Regions from separate parts of the Homo sapiens genome. Here region 1 is linked to region 2. The links are chromatin loops, found by intact Hi-C in ENCODE. Cell type or tissue: Calu3. All regions are shown on one strand.

Region 1 (2,500 bases), 120 kb after region 2:
TAACACTTGAAAGGAAATCCTAAATCTAAAACATCCCGTTGAGGGTGGCAATCATGCCTGCAGAAGGCAGCAACATGGAGAAAAATAGTTCAATCCCCCGCCCCCCAGCGGTGGTAATGCTCTTCCTCTTCAGAGGGAAAGTCTTTCAGCATCTTTTGTCTTCTCACCCAGATGCCGCCTCCTCTTCCCTTTATTATCGCTGATCTCACACAGAGAGCTGAAAAGCCACAGGGCTCCAGAGGAAAATATGAGGCCCTGCACTGGGGCGCTGAGACCTACAGAGCTGGAGATACTGGTCAGGCTCTTGCCTGGATTTAACCGCAGTAGAGGGTCCATCTCCAATTCGCTCAAACAGCGTTCCTCCATGGCGCTGTTCGTGGTGCTGAAGCCTGCGCCGGGGCGTGGAGGCAGCAACCCACCCACAGGCGCTCTGCTACCAGGGGCTCCAGGCAGGGGTCCATGTGAAGCAAGTGTGGAAATAGCTGCCACCCACAGAGCTACAGCCAGCTCCACAGTCTGGCTCGAAGTCTAGCTCACTGGCTCACTTCTTTGCAATTGCAAAACGGCTGGTTCACTTTTTCTCTTTCCAGGGGATTTCACAAAGCCTAAACTCGAGTTTGCTGATTTGGCATATCTCTTTCTCGATGTCCTCCCTGTAGATGCTAATTCTCTCCCATCCTCTCTCCTTTGTACAATATTTTATCTTTGCAGAACACCTTACAGTTGGCACAGCCCTCACTGGCACAATCAACGGAGCCATTTTTCTTCCACACATAATCATTCGTTTTCCCTCCCACGGCTATTTTTTGCTTTCTTTGCTTCTCTTCCCCCAAGCACAGTCCAACTAAGCAGGAGACTATTACCTCAATGTGCAGGATGGGCAAATCACCTCACCTATGACAGCAGAACTGTTGATTTCTCCTTGGCAATGAATTAGAAGAGGCAGAGGTTACAGTTTCAAAGGACCAGGAAAAAGCCCTTTAAGCTACTTCTAGGAAGATAATGCTTGCATGGGTAGTGATCTGCAGGGTGGGGAATGGGGACAAGGATATTAGGAACAAAGTGAAGGAAGGGGCTTGGACCTTGTGGAAGGTGCAGGGCTTAGTGCAGTTAGAAGACTCCCGGCAGGTGGCACTCTAGTTCACCTGCTGGCGGTGGAAGCCCTGACTGTGCTCCCCGACTCCACTTGAAACCTTTCTTCCACCAAACAGCCCCCCAGCCATGTTTGGAGGTCTGTCTTCCCCTTGATCCAAGCACTTATCAGAACTATATTCCTGCTAAAAGCACCGTTTGCACAATTCTGTTTACTGTAATGCACAGTAATGAAGAGAACATAAATAGAAAATAGAGGGGCAGTGGGGGGATTTTCTGTATGTGTGTGATTGATGGTGCTCAGATCAAAACTGTTTAATCATCAAAACATGATTCAGCAGTTGGGAAATGTAAACAAGTTGTGCAATTGCTTGCTTTAGTCAAAACTCTGGAAAGGGCCCAGAGGGCTGGCCCGAGCCCCTGGGAGGGCAGTGCCAGCAGGATGCGACCCCAACCTTCCTACCAGGGCAGAGCTGCTATGCCTACAGACTGACTGGCGTGACCTTTGGCTTTTGCAGCACACAAGCAGTTGGGCCGGGGTTAATGGCACTTTGCAGGGAGCTCCAATTGAGTAAACAAAAAATGCCTTGCCCTGTTCTAATGGAGCACATTATTCTGAGGCCTAAGCCTTCATCCAGGCTCCTGCAGCTGCTCTGCAGGTCAGTGCTACCAATAAAGCAATTAGCCAATGAGAAAACTCTTCTTCCCCGAGGGGGACTCCAGGGTATTGCTGCAGTTACTGTGCTTTGCTTTGGTTTTTTAAACAAGTGATCCAAGTTGATCTGAGCCTTTTACATCAGACTCTAGGATGAAGACAGTGAAATTGTGTTTGCTGAGTGTGATATTTTAAGGGACTGATCCCTTGTTCAACACAGCCTGGAGAGCTCACTGCTTCCTGTTCAATTAACCTGAACCATAGCTGAACTCTGCCCTTTGAACTCGCTCAGCAGATAAATACATTAGCTCACCTACGAAATCATTAATATTTTTCAATCACATAAAACAAACATGAATGTACAAAAACAACCCAAGAGATAGCCAATTAGAAACAGGTCATGTACCGTGTTGAAAAAAATCACAAATGGATGTTATTTAGACAGGAAAAAAGGATCAGGGAAGAAATGAAATGGATTGTGCCGATGGTTCTGGAGGCAAATGAGACTTACATTTTCATATCTACAAGCAAGAGGGATACTGAGCAATATCTGGCAATTCCTATTGCGTCTACTCTGCTCCACAACAAAAGTTCTACCCGTTGCTTCCCACATCCAGCAGAACACAAAAACTCCAAATCCTCTCTCTTTTCAAGTGACTTCAGTGTTTATGCTCATATACAGAGTCCAAAATATTGCATTTCTGGGGAGAATCCTTTTTCTGATTTGCTACAAATGAACCAAAATAATTGTGG
Region 2 (2,500 bases):
GCATCTACTAAGTGGTCTCTGTATATTTCAGGCAGCAGCTTAAATGCCATTTACAGATACTATAATCAAGTGGGACGGAAGCCCACGATGAAGTGGAGCACTATTGACAGGTGGCCCACACATCACCTCCTCATCCAGGTAAGCCAGTGCTTGCCAGCTGCCTGTCACCCCAGCATCTAGTGTGAATCAGCTTCTCATCCCTTCTGGGTTTGTGGATGTCCTTCTGAGCCTTACTGTTCCCTTGCTTAAATTGTGTGTTTGGGATTAAATAAAAGTATTATATTCTTGATTTATTATGAAAAGAGAAAATACATTTAAAGATTAAAATGACTAGACTCTTCTTTCTTCAGATTAATGCTATTAGTCCCAAACCATAACAAAACGATATTTTGAGTTTTGTGTTTCCTATGACCAGAAGAGCATTAAAGATTGTGCATGGTGTTTCAGCTAACTTACATTTGTAGGTTGAGTGACTGACCAACGAATTAAATTTTCTACTTTCTAAATCCTTTAAAATGTCAAACGATTTTAATAATGTAAAAGTAATATATCTACATGTTCTGAGACATGAAAATAAATTGAACATTTCGATTGAGAAAGTTTCACATATTAAAAGAAATTTCATATTTCTTCTATGCAATTTATATTTATAATATTTTTATTAACAGATGCTTGATTTTAGGAGAATAAGTTAAAATTACAGTTCTAAAGTTAATAGCTTTGAACTGATGTTACCATATTCTTTTCTGCCTGTCAAATATGGGAGGGCAATTGGTAAAATATTGCCCTAAATTATGCAAATATAATTTTGTTCTGCTAGTAGAAGTTTCTGCTTTTGAGTTATTTTAGGTAGGGGAAATATTAAGTCATTTAGATTTGATCCATTTTATTTTTCACTCCTTGAACGTTTTCTGACTCCCGGCAAAAAACCCTACTAACAACTTCTTTAGAAGCCTGGTGTCATTTAAATCTGTGACCACTAGATGGTGCTAGACATCATTGAAATCAGGCCAGCTCTCCCCAGAGCAGTGTTCCTTAGGCATGTAAAGGGTTAACACTTGGGTTGAAATCCAATTTTAAGTAAAAACTGAAAAGAAGGAGCTTACCCTTAGGGGTGGGTGTAGTTGTGGTCTCTGTGTGCACCATTGATGGCTGTGTTGCTGGGTCCAGCCAGTACTGCCTGAAGCACCAGCAGCCTGGGTTTTGCTTTGGGAGGCCTGCGATTGGAAAGGAGGGGGGTTTCAGGTCAGCATTGACATGTGGTAGCAGGGAATGGAGGGATCTGCACAGCATCTGCCTGCCCTGATCAAGTGAGTAATTAGATTTGCATTAAAATTCAGCCCTTTGAAAAGGAGGGAAGCAAAACGATGGAAAGGTCTCTTAACTGAGGAAGTCTCTGTTCATAAAATGAAAGGGAATTTTAGAGGCATTTATCTGCCCTCCTAGATGGTGTGATTGAAGGCTCTGAGAGGCTCGGTGCCTCTTTCATTCTGCAGAGAGGTTGGGAGTAGAAAATACCGCAGATGGGTTTTAGGTGATTTAAATAGCACTTCTCCTTGCCCATGGCGCCTCAGTTTTGAAGATGGCTTAGAGGCTGTTGCAAGCCATATGATTTGTGTTTTTACTTGCAGCTTTGCAAGCCGAGAAAAGAAAAACACTAGGCTTTGGATACGATATGACATTTTTGGAAACCAGAAAACAAAACCCTAAACTAAAATGAAAAATATAGTTTAAAACTACAAATTCTGTTTTGAATCCACATTTCTGCTTGGCATAGGTAGTAATTGCTCCAAATAGCCATTTTATTACTGTTTTCTCTAATATTGGTATTTATTTAGCTGTTGGGTTAATTGGAGCAAATTTATCTTCTAGGCTCCTGTATAAACCTTGCAGTGGGCCTCCTTATCTAGGCTGAGGTCCAAAAATAATCCTTTCTGAGCATCTTTAGTTTCCAAACACTGCAAAGACCAGAAAATATTGGTTTCGTTTGTATCTAATCCTGTCACATTTGCTGAGAATTTACATTATAAATTCTGAAAAGGGAACTTAACTTTAGGTACCATTTTATGCCTTAGGATATTTATTTACCAAATTTTGAGAGTTCTGGAAAGATTAATAATATCTCAATATTTATTAGGGAATAGTTTGCTTATCCCATAGTTTTCACTGACCACTGATGTATCAAAATACCAACAAGTGCAGATTTACATGTTTCTGATAAATTGTCCTTTATAATTTTTAAAAAGTTACAAAGGACCATTTAGAAATAATTTTAGATATGCAGAAAAGTTACAAGATTAAGAATAGTATAAGGAACTCTCATCTACTCTTTTACCTATATTACTGTATTATTATTATTTTGAGGCAGGGTTTCACTCTGTTGCCCAGGCTGGAGTTGAGTGGAACGATCATAGCTCACTGCAACCTTAACCTTCTGGGCCCAGGTGATCCTCCCGCCTCAGCCTGCTGAGTAGCTGGGACCACAGGCAGGTGCCATCAC

The links. A loop is a pair of places that touch in the nucleus more often than their neighbours do. Peaks named below come from ENCODE experiments on the same cell type or tissue, not always from the same donor. Only the 100,000 strongest peaks of a DNase experiment are listed, where the experiment ranks them.
Region 1: a loop joins it to region 2, with 4 times the contacts of the local background. A loop is called at or near these places in 7 of 110 quality-filtered maps.

The regions. Positions count from the first base shown.
Region 1 is chr18:57,445,166-57,447,665 of GRCh38, reverse strand. All of the region lies in intron 1 of ONECUT2 (one cut homeobox 2), which reads right to left. Among named protein-coding and RNA genes, the nearest start is that of ONECUT2, 11 kb to the right of the region's middle. RefSeq lists a cis regulatory region at 1,438-1,449 and enhancers at 1,372-1,516, 1,315-1,609. In Calu3, CTCF peaks have their summits at 122 (motif pointing left), 909 and 1,116 (motif pointing right); DNase peaks (open chromatin) are centred at 135, 385, 1,145 and 1,555.
Region 2 is chr18:57,560,512-57,563,011 of GRCh38, reverse strand. FECH (ferrochelatase) reads left to right here. Exons shown (of 11, transcript NM_000140.5): 6 at 32-138. Among named protein-coding and RNA genes, the nearest start is that of FECH, 25 kb to the left of the region's middle. RefSeq lists a silencer at 1-162. In Calu3, a CTCF peak has its summit at 1,004 (motif pointing right); a DNase peak (open chromatin) is centred at 1,011.